2 separate regions of the Homo sapiens genome follow, and region 2 is linked to region 1. A link is an interaction called in ENCODE POLR2A ChIA-PET data of the cell type or tissue named here. Cell type or tissue: Panc1. All regions are shown on one strand. Links, peaks and the distances in the headings refer to the core of each region. The heading gives the core; the rest is flanking DNA.

The links. ChIA-PET counts read pairs that join two places held together with the same protein. Peaks named below come from ENCODE experiments on the same cell type or tissue, not always from the same donor. Only the 100,000 strongest peaks of a DNase experiment are listed, where the experiment ranks them.
Region 2: POLR2A ChIA-PET joins it to region 1 with 7 read pairs; 2 of 35 experiments call an interaction of 5 or more read pairs at or near these places.

Annotation. Positions count from the first base shown.
Region 1 is chr5:124,750,875-124,759,218 of GRCh38, forward strand. No RefSeq gene overlaps it. Among named protein-coding and RNA genes, the nearest start is that of ZNF608, 8.4 kb to the left of the region's middle. RefSeq lists an enhancer at 296-894. In Panc1, for the core only: no CTCF peak of the experiment used is centred there; no DNase peak of the experiment used is centred there; H3K4me3 peaks cover 929 bases; H3K27ac peaks cover 5,353 bases.
Region 2 is chr5:125,655,647-125,663,990 of GRCh38, forward strand. All of the region lies in intron 6 of LOC124901056 (a long non-coding RNA gene), which reads right to left. Among named protein-coding and RNA genes, the nearest start is that of LINC02240, 170 kb to the left of the region's middle. In Panc1, for the core only: a CTCF peak has its summit at 5,210; no DNase peak of the experiment used is centred there; H3K27ac peaks cover 5,821 bases.

The DNA.
Region 1 (8,344 bases), core at 64-8,063:
AGTTCTTAAAAGAATGGGACATTTAAAAATGAGACCTAGTGAAGCTGGAGAAGATTGGAGTTCCTCCAATACAAAACAAATTACAGCGTCTGCAGCACAGATGAAGTCTAACTAAAACCAAAGTTTAGGGTTTGTAATAATCAAATAATCTAATCTAACCCGAGCTTCAACACTTAAACCCAAACCTTAAACCTTTCTGAGAAACCCTACTGGCCCAAGATGAAGGCTTAGGCCCGACTCTACCACATATTTAACCCAAACCATTTTGATAAATTAAAGTATTTCCTTCCATTCCAACATCTCCACACTCCATTTACACCCCACCCCCACCTCCTTCCTCCCAGGTTCTTCCAGGAGACTTTTGAATAAACCAGTGTTGTCAGACTGGCTTTTCTTGTGTTTGTTTTGTTTTGTTTTGTTTGACAAAGGGGCCAATCAAAAGGCATCAGAGGACCATCAGCTAATTGATGACTGAAACTAAGACAATTAACTACCAGTTTTGAAAATCAGAGCTACTCCTCTCACAAAATTGGGAAGTTTTCTGTATTTATAGAGATGAAAATGTTATCTTAATCTCTCATCAAGGTAACTAGGAACCTATTTGTCACCATTCTAATATCCACATGCATATACTTCATAATATCAATACACTACTGTATAATATAAGCACTATGTAATTTTACACCTTAGTGTCTACTCAGAGATGTGGTAGAAAGGAGGAGATGTCAGGAAATGAGTATTTGGAACAGAGGGGTGGAAGGAGCATGAGGATAGTGTAAAAGGGGCATTTAAAAAGTATCATCCAGCTCTTTGGAGGCCGACGTGGGCGGATCACCTGAGGTCGGGAGTTTGAGACTCGCCTGACCAACATGGAGAAACCGCCATCTCTACTAAAAATACAAAATTAGCCAGGCGTGGTGGTGCATGCCTGTAATCCCAGCTACTCGGGAGGCTGAGGCAGGAGAATTGCTTGAACCTAGGAGGCAGAGGTTGCAGCAAGCCGAGATCGCGCCATTGAACTGCAGCCTGGGCAACAAGAGCAAAACTCCATCTCAAAAACAAACAAACAAACAAACAAACAAAACAGTATCATCCCCCTCCAACAACCTCCACTACCCGCTCCTTGGATCTCAAGATCAGCTCTGCCCCTGCTTGTACTACATCATTGTTAAGGTCATCAAAAGGTCCCTTTCCTCCTTTTTTAAAGACAGACGATCTCAATGCTGAGGAGGCCAGGGGCTTCTAGCAGTAACACAGGAAAACATGGTGATCTTTCTTTGGTGCCTATTTCCTCTGATTTAGGGTATATTATTAAAGATCAAAGATTATTTCTTGGGCTAGGCCCAGTGACTCATGCTTGTAATCCCAGCACTTTGGGAAGCTGAGGCTGGAGGATCGCTTGAAACCAGGAATTCAAGACCAGCCTGCTCAGCATAGCGAGACCCTGTCTCTATAAAATTTTTTTTTCTTTTTTTTTTTCTTTTTGAGTCAGTCTCACTCTGTCGCCCAGGCTGGAATGCTGTGGCACCATCTCAGCTCACTACAACCTCCACCTGCCGGGTTCAAGGGATTCTTCTGCCTCAGCCTCCTGAGTACATGAGATTACAGGTGTGCGCCACCACGCTTGGCTAATTTTTGTATTTTAGTAGAGACGGGGTTTCACCATGTTGGTCAGGCTGATCTCAAATTCCTGACCTCGTGATCCTCCCGCCTCAGCCACCCAAAGTGCTGGGATTACAGGTGTGAGCCACCGTGCTCGGCTACAAAAAATTTTTAAAAAGTTAGCCAGGCGTGGTGGCACATGCCTATGTCCTAGCTACTCTGGAGGCTGAGGTGGGAGGATCATTAACGGCCAGGAGTTGGAGGCTGCAGTAAGCTATGATCATACTGCTATACTCCAGTCTGGGCAACAGAATGAGAACATGTCTAAATATATATCTATTTCTCCAGTTTTTGTGTATTTGTAAGGGAGTCTATTCCTAGGCCTACCTTTTCTATATTTATGCCAACATTGACACTTGAGATCTACTCAGGATCAAGGGAAAAAGTGGAAAACAAAGTTATAAAAAATGAAACCAACATGGAAATGGGGTTAATTTATAGGAAAAAGAACTTAATTTAGACATAATGAGAAACTTACTGGCTATCCCAGAGGATTATGGAGAAAGATTCTTATCTCTCTGGGTTTGCTTATCAACAGGATGGCCTCAAGGCAGTGGGCAGGTGTCCTGCCCTGGTTTCTAGGGAATACAGTTGATGACTTATTAAACACCCACACAAACACAAGAAGGTCTTTGCTTTTTTTCCCTACAGGTAACATCCTGACTTGCTAAAGGTCCTCTAGAAAAAACACTGTCTCTACTTTTTCACACCTGCATGCTAAATCCAATTTAAGTTTCTGGGTAGTACTTTAAACAATATCCATTTCCCAGGCTGGATGTGGTGACTCATGCATGTAATCTCAACACTTTTAGAGGCTGGGGTGAGAAGATGCCTTGAGCCCAGAAGTGCAAGACCAGCCTGGGCAACATAGGGTGACCCCGTCTCTATATAAAATCAAAAAAACTAGTCAGGCAAGGTGGTCTATAATGCCAGCTACTCAGGAGGCTGAGGCAAAAGGATCACCTGAGCCCAGGAGGTCGAGGCTGCAGTGAGCCATAATCACGCCACTGCACTCTAGCCTGGGCAACAGAGCCGGACCCTGTCTTTTTAAAAAAACAAAAATATCCATTTCTGGATAACTGTTGCCAAAAGGAGACGAGCAGTGTTGTTCTTGGTCAAACATTTGACGTTTTGCATTATCCTGAAATATCACTGGAACAAGACAAAGCACTAAGAGCCTTGTCTACCGTGGAAAGAAGGGCCCCTGCACACCATAACATTTCAGGTCCTTTTGGGGAGCATGAAGGGTCTCAGAGAAGAAAAACATCAACAATGTTCTCCCTGCCATGAAAGACTGTGGGACATTTCCAATATACATTTTGTAAATACGACTATTTACACACATCGTATTACTCTGCTATGTTAACTTTTCAAGATACTTCTATGCCCTATTAATTCACCTTCAGTTTAAATTCCTTAGAGTATAACAAAAAGACCCTCCACCCAAGGGAGGGAAAGTAATAACTGTCTTGACATGTCTTTACAATACAGTTTACCTTAAACAAGTTGCGATGATATAGAGCAAATATTACGTGAATTTATTTAAGACTACAATGCATTTAATTAGTAAAGCAATATAAAGTTGAAGAACTTTATATACTTATAAACCCTCTATGTTTATGTAATTCCTCATATAGTCTCTAATCCTCCATCTTAAAATAATCAAAATAAAAAGCAGCAAATTGTCTTTTTTATGCCTTGCAGCTCTAGAGAACCTAGCAAAATATGGCAAAACAATGTGATCTTTAAAGGAAAACATTTGTATACTGCTCTCATTAAGAGAAGTGCAATGTAGGTCAGTGTTAAGTATCTGAAATTGTACCTCCGCTTGGCTCGGGCTTTTGTGGTGTGGTGTGTGCAGCTATATCTGAGTGGGTGCTCAAGCAAGGTCTGAGGATCAGTTAGCAAAGTAAGGCAATTTACATCTCGTGTAATGAAACCATTTCTGGAAAAGGATTTTTCTTTTATGCCAGCAGAGACTGGCTGCATAAAGAAGATCAAAACACAAGCTACATTAAAAAAAAAAAAAAAAAAAAGAACTACTTATTGGAGATTTCTGTTGCTGGTTTTATTACAATATGTATTTTACAGATTTAGGTAATAGCCCTGATTTTTCAAATCGACCTCTGTTTAGACACGTTTCACTTTCGGCTGTTTCTTGTCTGTAAAATTACAGTCATTTGCACGTTATTACAGTGAGTAGGAGACAGATTGTATTTAGCATTGGGTGGGGGAAGGGTTATTATGGGAAGTGATCTGCTAAGGTCAGCACATAATTTCAGCCTGAAGAAAATTGCTTCTGAATGGCTGGTCTGTTAGCTAGCCAAGGAATAGTCACTGGGAGAGACTGCAAAATACTTCTGCTTAATCTGCATTATAGAGTTATTCTCATTTCCAGATAGATGGCCCGTAGATACAGTGTTTGTAAAACTAAATTTAAAAACTTGTAGGTGAAATGTTGTCACTGCTCTATTTGAATTCAAAACAATTACAACAAAATGCAATACGATCAAGCACAGGAAGATCAAGAGGCAGCAGGATCCAGCCATTACGTTCCACTCCATCTTTCTCCTTTGCCTCCATTTCTCTGCTTCTTCTTTTGTCATTTTTAAAATCCTTATGACTTCATGACAGTAGATTTTTACATATGTGTAAAAATTGAGAGCAATACCAAACACATTGATACATGTATCTCCAACTTTCACACATATATGACTGCAGGAAAACAAAATGCCTAAATTAGTTTCTTTTTGGAGAGTGGCATAATTCCCTCAAGTGTGAAAGCACTAAATATACTTTTGATGCTAGAATTTAAGGATTTTTTTCACATTTTATAAAAATATATTCTATTTGTGCACATTTTCTAAAGCTGACAGAAGAACAAAGCAGTGATACTTATCAGAAACAGTAACCCCTGCCTAATTTTAATATTTAAATCCAACCCTTATGCATCACCTGGGAAGTCTTAACATATTTGGTTAGATGAAATCAGGAGACCAAAGTTTATTTTAAAGAAGAATAAAAGAGTTCCGTTATACTCGGCTCCTTTGGCTGTTGAATATCACTTTTGTTGTGAACAACTGTGCCTCTTTTGTTTTCAAAACAAGCTTTCCTAAAGAATGAATCACTACAATCATTTGGAGAATATGCAATAAACAACAGAAAGCCAGAAAGTTGTTTTGCTATTTTCTCAGCAGAGCCTTTCCTCCCCTTCCTCACAGCTCAGCGGTGCCTCCAGTCCACCAGCCAATCATCATTATGGAAATGTGGTTCTCAGCCCCCTGATTGGCTGACTTCTGGTCCAGGATGTTTAAGGTTTCTACAGCTCATCACATGCATTGCCTGCCAGACTGCTCTGTGGACCTTTTTCTACTATGAATATTTTAATCATCTTTTATTTTCCTTTCTTTTCCTTTCTGTCCTTCTGTCCTCTTTTTTAAGATTCTTAAAATCATTTAAGGAAGCACCTTGTATTTTCTTGCAAACACCTTTAAAATGTAATGATCTGTTAAGAATAGAGTTGAATATACGAGAACATGTTTTCTAACCATATTTTAATGTTTTCTGTTTATTTGGGTTTTAATGATGTGTCTTTGGATTTTAGAGGGGTCCCATGAAAGTTAAATGAACAAACATATGCTTTAATTTTTATAATTCTAAACATAATGTCTCCCAAAAAGAATTTTATTGAGATATTTACAAGTCAAAACATTAAATTAAAAAACCTTTAATACTGAAAAGTAATCTTTCAGGTAAAGGAGACAATGTATTTTTTCATAATTAAAACATTGCCTTTTATTTGTAATTTTAAAAGATGTTTTAAACATTAACACTCTTGGCCGGGTGCTGTGGCATACGCCTGTAATCCCAGCAGTTTGGGAGGCCGAGGCAGGTGGATCGCTTGGGGTTAGGAGTTCGAGACCAGCCTGGCCAACACGGTGAAACCCCGTCTCTACTAAAAATACAAAAATTAGCTGGGCATTATGGCAGCTGCCTGTAATCCCAGCTACTCAGGAGTCTGAGGCAGGGGAATCACTTGAACCTGGGAGGCAGAGGTTGCAGTGAGCCAAGATCATGCCACTGCACTCCAGAACTCCAGTCTGGACAACAAAGCGAGACTCTGTCTCAAAAAAAAAAAAAAAGGAAGTTAACACTCCTATAGTGTATTAAGGATGCACAACTCTTTCAAGCTTGTTGTTGTTGTTGTTGTTGTCGGGGTTTTTTGTTTTGTTTTGTTTTGTTTTGTATTTTTGGAGACAGAATCTCACTCTGTCACCCAGGCTGGATTGCAGAGGCATGATCGAAGCTCACTGCAGCCTCAACCTCCTGGGCTCAAGCAATCCTACCTCAGCCTCCTGAGTAGCTGGGACCACAGGCATGCACCACCACAGCCAGCTAGTTTCTTTATATTTGTAAAGAAGGGTGTCTCCTATGTTGCCCAGGCTGGTCTCAAACTGCTGGGCTCAAGGGATCCTCTTGCCTCGGCCTCCCAAAATGCTGGGATTATAAGCATGAGCCACCACGCCCAGCCTGAAATAGGTTTGTAATTCAAGTGAATAATAGTAGGAAATACATGTGTGATTTACTATGTTCCAAAAAGTCTTCTTAATTATTTATATGTATTAATTTATTTAATCTTCATAGCAGGCAAGTGAAATAAGTAGTATTAGCATCAGAATGAGGAAACTGAGACACAGAAATCATGTAATTTGTCTAAATTTTCCAGCCAAATCTTGGTCCAGCCAAGATTTAATATAGGAAGCCTGTATGCTTAACCACTGCACCAGGACTATTATAAAAGAACAAAACTCCAGACAACATTGCCATTCTTTTTGTTGAGTGCAGGAACATTAACAGGTGACCAAGGACTTCTTTTCCTGAAAGAAATGCAGTTAACAAGCAATGTGCTAACTTTTTTCCAACATAGAACAACTCTATGCCAAACTGAAGATATGGCACATTTGATCAGATACATGCAAATTCTGCGAGAAATTGTATCACTTCTGGTCCTTATACTCAGGATATTTTTTAAAAATCAATTTTCTTCTTATCACTTAATTGAAAAAAAAAGTTTTTGGTCACATCTTTGGATCTGAGAAAAATTTTAAACATTTAAGAAATATTCCCATAATAGTGAGGCAGCCAGGTGGGAGGGGGTCCCTGGAGAAACTCCAACCAGCCTGCCCAATGAGATGGAGCCTCACCAACGTGAAGTTCAGGACATTTGCAGCAGGGAGGAACCTTGCCTTACCTTTTCCTGTGTGGAACCTGGGATCCAAGCTGCTGGTGAGCAGCACTCTATCTGCCAGAGTCCTTGTTTCCCCCTTTTCTTCCTTTTCACCCAATAAAACCCTGCTTCACTCACCCTTCAAACCATCTGGGAACCTAAATTTTCATGGCCGTGGGACGGAAAAGGACCCTGTTGTTAGCTGAACCAAGGAAAAGTCTTACCACAATAGGTGGCAGAGTGAGGTTAAAAAATGACATAAAGCTGGCCATTATTGGGACTGGTGGTTTGTTGATAGGGATCATAATATTCGTTTTTGTTTTTGTTTTTGTTTTTTTTTTTTTTTTTTGGAACGGAGTCTTGCTCTGTCGCCCAGGCTGGAGTGCAGAGGTACGATCTCGGCTCACTGTAAGCTCTGCCTCCCGAGTTCACGCCATTCTCCTGCCTCAGCCTCCTGAGTAGCTGGGACTACAGGCACCCGCCACCACGCCCAGCTTTTTGTTTTTTTTTTTTGTTTGTTTTTTTTTGTATTTTTTAGTAGAGATGGGGTTTCACCGTGTTGGCCAGGATGGTCTTAATCTCCTGACCTCGTGATCCGCCCGCCTCGGCCTCCCAAAGTGCTGGGATTACAGGCGTGAGCCACCGTGCCCCCCTGGGATCATAATATTCTTTATGTAATACATGCGCTTACATACGCACACACACTTTTGAAAATTTCTATGTTAAAAACTGGGGCCAGTTGAAAGGCTCATTCCTATAATCCCAACACTTTGGGGGGCCAAGGCGAGAGGATTGCTTGAGGCCAGGAGTTCGAGACCAGACTGGGCAATATAACAAGACCGTGTCTCTACAAAAAATTTCAAAAATTAGGTGAATGTGGTGACACATGCCTGTAGTCCCAGCTACTTGAGAGACTGAGGCAGGAGGATCACTTGAGCCCAGGAGTTCAAGGCTCATTACGGTGAGCTATGCCACTGTACTCCAATCTGGGCAAAAGAGCAAGACCCTGTCTCAAACAAACAAACAAACAAAAAGCTACCGTGCCTTGGAGAAGGAAGGAGCTATTCAGAAACACAATTTATCCCTTGGATTTAGAACAGTTTTTGCATTAATCCAACAGGGTAAAATGACTTTACTGTATATACAAACAAGCAGCAGATTACACCTGTAGCCTACCCTTTGTTTACACAGGTTTTTGTTTGTTTGTTTTGAGTCCAATTTACTTGCAAGGCCATATACGTTGAAAATCTGTAACGTGCTATTTATATTTTCTTTTTTTCTTGAGACGGAGTCTGGCTCTGTCACCCAGGCTGGAGTGCAATGGCGCTATCTCGGCTCACTGCCACCTCCGCCTCCTGGGTTCAAGCGATTCTCCTGCCTCAGTATCCCAAGTAGCTGGGATTACAGGCATGCACTGCTACGCATGGTTAATTTTTGTATTTTTAGTAGAGAAGA
Region 2 (8,344 bases), core at 241-8,240, 900 kb after region 1:
CACAAAGTAAAAATTTATTATCATTAATAATAAGATTAAACAAAATCATATCCCAGAATTGATCCCAGGAGGACCCTTTAGCTATTTTAGTTGAACTAGAAATAATACTGCTAATTAAGATATACCACTGACTGTCATAGCAGTAGTCACAAAGACCATTTACTGGTGCCTAATAAAAACTCTCTATTGCCAATAAGGATACATGTAAAAGTACACTCTTAGTTGAAATCTATCCAAATTATGAATATTATATATCAAAGTTTGGGAACATTCTCATTCAAAGCATATATACTAATTACTTTATACCATTTAAATTGGGTTAATGACTGTTAAAACTACACTATTTGAGCTGAACTTCTTCTGCATGTAGTGGGTGAAGCCTATACCTCTTACTTGTTTTTTATATGAAGATAATCCAGAGGATTGAATTTACCAGGAGCTCAGCGTTTGAGTAGAACCAACCTGGCAGTTGTTGATACAACAATTATTTCTCTCACTATTGGATTTTAGCAATCCATCTCATCTGGACCTACTAAAGAGAAGAGGTGCATGGAAAATAGCCAAAAAAAGATACTCAATAATATTGCAGCATTATTTTTATGTAATCACACACACATACATACACACATACATACAATTACAAGTCAGCATGATAAATAGCTGAAGTCCATACCAAAGTAGCCGAAGCTACAATTGTGTAGCCACTCAAAACATGTTTTCAAACTGTTCATTTGGACATAGATTTCTGTTTAATAGATATTTCATTTTTTACTTAATGATATTGGCATTATGTAGAAACTGACATTCTGTGTTCCAGATTAGATTCCGTAGAAATTTAGAGGTACTCAAATTGGCATTTATAAATATTCTTGGGTAATCTATTATTTGTATTATTCTTAGCTAAAGGTGAAAGATGGGTGATCTCATTTAAATTTACTTCAATTGAATAAAATTATCAAACTAAGTGGAATAATTTCTTTTAAGATTTCTTCACTTTCTTATAATTACCTAATTAACATATATACAACCTTTAAGACTTTTTTCTTTGATGCCTTCTGTAGCTAAAATGTCAAAATCTCTACTTTGTATGTAGAATTGTGAATATAAGTATATTTATCCACATTTTAACAATGTCTGTGGTTTTTGGCTCTTTCATATTACTTCCCAAACAGGAGGAATAAATCGCAGATCTTATGATGGTATTCAAGCCTACTTTTAGCATTAAGTTGCATATTCTACCTTTCCAAGACAGACTTATTGCTTATAAGTTATATAAGCACAGAAATAAGTGGGATTAAATATAGAAAATGATGAAATTGTCTAAGTACTAGTAATCCTCTTTGTTTTTAAAAAATATTATGAAATATAATAGTACAATATAAAATATATGCTTTAAAACAGACATTTTCTCAATAACAATTTTTTTTTATCTTCAAGAAAGAAGAGTTAATTGGAAAACAAAGATTTCAGTAAAGTGCTATTTTCAGAAGAAATAATTTTACCACGTTTGTCGAAATGCTGTTTTTACACAGTATACTAGAAAAAGATTAGCTACAGTCTGCTTTTGAGCAATGAGTTAGATTCTGAGCATGGAAATGCATCAGTTTTTAGAGGCAATTCCATAGCCACCATTTTTACAGTTTTAATATGAAGTTTTGCATGACAAATATAAAGTGATCTGCCTCCCCATCCTCGAGATAGTAAACAAAGGTGAAAAGAATTAAAAAAAAAAAAACCCACTAACAACACAGGGAAACAATACTCAAAGAACAAGACTCAAGAGACTTATCTTCTAAACTCAGTAGAACTGGATCTCTGCCAAATTATGTAAGTTCTTTGAGTCTTATTTTTCACATCAGTAAAGTGCGTATTCTGAATTAAAAGATATTCTTTGAAAACTAATCTATTTCCTCAAAAACATGGAAATATTCACGTGAGCATTCCGTGAGGGATGAGGGGCAACACTGTGACAGTGAATTCTGTCTATCCCATTGGCAGAACTGGGATTTTTATAAATGTTTCAGCAGGGAGACAGAAATGCCATCAGTGTCAATCTCTTCTTTCCACTGGGAATTCTGGCAAATCTGGACGTCAATGATATAGGTACTTTGCTGGTCTGAATTTTTTTTTATAACTCATTTATCTATGAAAAAAAGGCAAATTAACACATTCCAGGACAAACGAAAACAGAGAAGTTGGTACTAACAGACATATATTACAGGGAATGTCTGTAAGCTTTTTAAGGCTGAGATTAAGTGACCCTGACAGATAATTTGAATTAACATAAGAGTTTCTAGTTGCACATGCTTATACATACATGTGTGCATAGGCCAGAGGATAAAATGCATCGCTGCTGGCCAACAACTCATATAGTGGAGGCTTGAGCACACCATGCTTATTCCCAGAGTTCCAATGCTCTGCTTTTGAACCATTACCATGCCTTTCAGCAGCACTGTCAACAGAGCTCAGAGAAGGTCTTGAACTCCAGAGAATGAATGAGATATGCCAAATGAAGCATAATTACTTTATTGACGTCATTCAGCTTTCAACTCACATTTAATGAGAAAGCTTCTACTGCTTGAAACAGTGGGCCATTTGTAGCACATTATGCAAATGATAAGACTAATCTTTTGCATTATACATAAGAGCTGCTTATTGTGCATTAACTAATTTATCTGACTAGGAAGGGGCTATGAATGCTGATTTTTATTAAGCTCTTCATTAAGTGAAAATGTAGGCATGGCAAGTGCATATATTAGTATGTGCCTGTCTTGCATGGATGAATAAATACATATACACATCTAGTTACCAAGTGACATTCTTTTGGTGGCAAAAATCATCAACTTTAACTTTTTTTTAGTCACATCAGTAAGATGAGAAAGTGAAAATTAAACACTCAATGGAAAAGACTCTTGTATCATTAAAAAATCACCACTTTTTTTTATCATAGTCCTAAAAGTGTTTTTTAAAAGAACAGAATGTGTAGCCTAAAGTCAATAGTTTAAATCTTAAGTATCCTTGAGTATCCAGTGACTATTTTTATGATCATAAAAAGCCGACAATGAATAATTGAACACCAAGTCAAATTAATAACCTCAGTTTTTATATATGCTTAATTTGAGTAGAATAAAAGAAAAAAAGAGCAAAATAGTATTCTATTAAATATACAATAATCAATTTGGTCTAAATCTAGGCAGGAATGTCTAGATGAACACGTGAATAATGTAATCCTCACTTAATTAGCACATTTCATTAAGGCACACATTTAAAACAAACCCAGCCTCTACATAGACAGGCACATCTCAGCAAGTTGTGTAAAATTTGACCAACTTTCACAAGAGAAGAAATACCAAAAATATCACACTTTATTTGCTTGATGAAATTGATATAAATCTATCTTAGCCAATGTATATTGGGAACTCTCTATATGCAAATTGTTATGAGTATTTTAAGCTTATTACTTAAAAAAAATTTTAACAATCCTGTTAACAGCTCCCCAATAGGAGATGAGTAAGTGATTATTTCTATAACTGGTTTTCAAGGTGAAAAGGCTAAAGGAAATGAAATTAGCCTCTATCTTTGAAGATACTATATAGTAGCAATGACTAGGCAACAGACTGGGGAGGGGCAGAGATGCCGAATGCACCTCTGACTTCAAATTTGAGTTCTTAGTTTTAGTTCATTAAAATTAATGACCAATCACTGCATGTCATGCATGAGGAACAGCTCATTCCTTTATCAGTCAGGTAAACTGAAACACACACTACATGACACAAAACCAGCCCTGGGATTTGGCCATGAGCCCAACTTAACTGCAGAATGTTTATAAAATTATTAAAATTTATGGGTTGATAGCACTCTCAAGCAATTTATTATAGCTGTAAACCATTTTTAACTTTTGAAAACACAATAAAGTTGATTTAATAATCCCCCTAATCTTATACACAACTTCCTCCAGAATTTTCTTCAATTATGCCTCATAAATTACAATTTATTGTATATTAGAGAAACACTAAAAAACAAATACTTCATGAGAATTTCATCAGATTCATTTATTCTGAAACATTTGCCAGAGAGCATAACAAATTCACATGTGACCCCTGTACTCTAAAGAGCTGAAGTTCAAACCAAAGCCACAGTGGAGAGTTCCTTTGCCAAGGATAATAACTAAAATCTTCCCTTGACTTGAGCCAGGACCTCAGCTTTAATGAATGCCGGGTCAAGAAGTCATGAAGAAAGAGGGGGGCAGTTCTAGGGAAATTCTGTCTATTCAAAAAACAGCTTGAATTGCAAAGCACAGATAGTCACCGTCACCTCTTTGTAGGACTTTGTTAGAGAACAAGCAACTGAAAAGAGAGATCACAAAGAGGCAGTAATTTTAAGCACACATTGTGTTTTCCTCAGGAGCAGCAGGACATCAGTATAAGCCCATTTACTGAGATTTAACAACTTTTAAGTGAAAATTTCATACTTTTAAAAATAGAATTTACGTTTAGGATCCAGAACCCTGCTTGAAGTATAATCCCCAATTGCGTATAGTCTGCCTTAAGGCAGAATTATTTCCTGGACCCAGTAGGTCTTGTGACTTACAGAACTTTATTTTCATAATTAAAACAGAAGGTTTTGAAAGTATGAGGAATTCATCAAATGTAACAAAAAGAAAATATATTTATAATAGATATGCTTCCTGGTTCAATGGGGAAAGAAGGATGGACATAATCATTTCCTGAGGAAAGTCTATGTGCAGTCAGAGGAAATATTGTACCAACATTCCTTAAATATTTCAGGTTTGTGCCTTCATGCTCACTTTAGGAGGCTGGAGGCTGAAAGCCCTAGTCAAGTAAATTTACCATTGACTTTAATATGCTAAAATTGCAACTGGTGATTTCCTGGTCTTGCGGATACCAGACTTTAGAGTGAAGCTGGCTCTGGGAGAACCTTTCAGGAGCAGGGAATTACTTCCAAAATGAGAGTTGTTTTTACTTGGGATATCCACAGGATCTGTCTTCTTAACATGAACAAGATCCCCTCATGGGACTCAAGAGCAATCAGAAAACAGGAGATGATGCTATCATGGACTTAGTCATACCAAAGGAGCTTTAACAGTCCTAAGACCATAGTGGGCCTAGTGGTGTCAGTTTAAAGTCAGAACCCCATAGAAAACTTACCTGGGCTCTTGTTTCTTTCTTTTCTCCTTGTTTACTCTGCCCCTAGTGCCTGGTGCTCTAAATGCTTGACTATGATACATGCTGTTCAAAGAACAGGTCTATGTGCTCTCCTTTCCTTGTTCATGTGGTTGGGTGTCTATACCTGTACCAATGATTCTCCTACCATCTTGGCCACCATAGCATCAAGTAGACACCCAGCCTAAGTTGGGTCAATGAAATTCCTCTCCCTGAAATACTGAGATAATTAAATGTATAAAGCTGAGGTAAAATCCTGAAGACCAAGGATTGAGGGCACTATTTTGTGGTGACCATGATGACTATGAGCAGAAGAGACTGGTCTACAGAGGAAAAAGCATAGAAAGCATTATAGAGAGAAGGAGGAATAAGTGAATATGAGACCATAGGGAGAGCTAGAGAAAATATCTGTCCTCTCTTTTCCCTATGATTTATCAGTTCCTGTGACGTCTACATGTATTTCTAACTCTTGGATCCTTTATATTCTCCTGTTCTATAAAGCCCATTTTAATTTGATCTAGTATGCCTACACTTCAGTAAATAACCCATCTTATATTCAAGAAATAAAAAATAAAATTACAAAGTATTTTGAACTAAATTAAAAGTTGATTCTTTTTGTTTTTGAATTTTTTTATAATTTCTACTTTTATTTTAGATACAGGAGGTACATGTGTGAGTATGTTACATGGGTATATTGCATAATGCTGAGGTTTGAGCTATGGAACCCATTACCCAGGTAGTCAGCATAGTACCCAATAGGTAATTTTTCAACCCATTCCCCCCTTTCTCCCTCCCTGTTCTCATAGTCTGCAGGGTCTATTGTTTGCATCTTTATGTCTATGTATACTCAAAGTTTAGCTCCCACTTATAAGGGAGACCATGTAGTATTTGGTTTTCTGTTCCTGCATTAATTTGCTTAGGATTATGGCCTCCAGTTGGATCCATGTTATTGCAAAGGATATGACTTTTTTATGGCTGCATAGTATTCCATGGGATATATACACCAGAATTTCTTTATCCAACCCACCACTGATGGGCACCCAGGTTGATTCCATGTCTTTGCTTTTGTGGATAGTGCTGCAAGAAATATACAAGTGCGTTTGTCTTTTCAGTAGAATAATATTTTTTCCTTTGGGAATATACCCAGTAATGGGATCGATTGGTTGAATGGTAGTTTTAAGTTCTTTGAGAAATCTCCAAACTGCTTTCCAGTGGCTGAAGTAATTTACATTTTCACCAACAGTGTATAAGCATTCCTTTTTCTCTGTAGCCTTGCAAACATCTGTTATTTTTTGAATTTTTAATAATAGCTATTCTGACTGGTGTGTGGTGTTAGATTGTATCTCACTGTGGTTTTGGCCTTTGATTATTAGCGATGCTGAGTATTTTTTCATATGTTCATTGGTTGTACATCTTCTTTTGAGAAGTATGTTTGTTCATGTCACTTGCCCAGATTTTAATGAGGTTGTTTTTTGCTTAAGTTCCTTATAGATTCTGGATATTAAACCTTTGTTGGATGATAGTTTGCAAATATTTTCTCCCATTCAGTAGATTGTCTGTTTACTCTGTTGATAGTGTCTTGTGCTGTGCAGAAGCTCTTTAGTTTAATTAGGTCCTATTTGTTAATTTTTGTTTTTATTGCAATTGCTTTTGGTATCTTTGTCATGAAATCTATGCCAGGTCCTATGTCCAGAATGGCATTTCCTAGGTTATCTTTCAAAGTTTTTATAGCTATAGGTTTTACAAGTCTTTAATCCATCTTGAGTTGATTTTTTATAAGGTATAAAGAATGGGTCCAGTTTCAATTTTCTGCATATGGCTAGCCAGCTATCCCAGCACCATTTATTGAATAAGGGGAGTTCTTTGCCTATCGCTTTTGTCAGCTTTGTCAAAGATCAGATGGTTGTAGGTGTGCAACTTTATTTCTGGATTCCCTCTTCTGTTCCATTGGTCTATGTGCCTGTGTTTGTACCATTACCATGCCATTTGGTTACTGTAGTCTTAAAGTATTGTTTGAAGTCAGGTAATGTGATGCCTCTAGCTTTGTTCTTTTTGCTTAGGATTGTTTTGACTATTTGGGCTTTTTTGATTCCATGTGAATTTAGAATAGTTTTTTTCAAATTCTGTGTAAAATTATCTTTCATTTTCATTTTCTGATTACCTTAGATTACATAACCCATTCCTTCAACCCTTCTCTATATGTTGTCAGCATCTTTGTGTCCTTTTATCCACCCATCCATAAAAGAGCCAACACAGAATATCTGTTTTCAAAGCCTGTACCAGGCTGATGCGTTAATGCTGCCAGAGTAAAACTACATCTGTGGTGACTACTCTCAGTATGTCCTGTAAAATTGCCCAGCAACTTGGTTTTGTTTGTAACAACTAATTCTGCTTGTTGGGAGGACATGCCCAAAGGCAAGGCAAGGGGGCAGCCTCTACAACTCTTCTAGGTGGGAGACAGTGGGTATCATCATGATATCCCTCAATGGCAGCATATCCTGCTTGTAAAGGAGGGTTTTTTTTGATGCGCTGCCATCTATAAACCAATCTGGGGCTCCCTTTATGTGAGTGGAAGTAAGGTGGTGAAACATGGTGAGAGAACTTTCAATGAGATCAGTGTGAGTGTTGGTCGGAGTTCAAAATTGGTGTTGAAGGTAAAAGAGTGATGGGATTATGATGGGAGTATCTATGAGGAGAGATAGAGTGTTGAAGGAGAGTTGAATGCAGGGCTTGCGTGCAAGAGGATGAGGTGGAGGTGAGTGCCTTATGGCTGAGCATATCTTGTAGACTGTGAGAGGAAAATACCTGAAGGGGTTCATAGAATGTGAGTTTTTGTGCCTCAGGGATAATTAGAGAGGTTGTGGCCAAAACTTTTAAGCAAAGGGGCCAGGTTTTGTAAATGGGATCTAGTTGGTTTGAAAAACATGCCACTGGTTGGAGGGAATCTCCCATGGGTTAGGCTAGTAGTCCAAGGGCCTGATTATAAGAAGTGTGTAAATATACATAAAAAGGTCTTAGGGGATTTGGAAGGCCTAAAGTGGGGGCCTGTAATAAAGCATGTTTTCGGTGAGAGAAAGCATGATAAACATCTGGGGTGGGATTGAGTGGTTGGTCAATATTTCCTTGTGTGTGTTTATAAAGGAGTTTACTGATAATAGAAA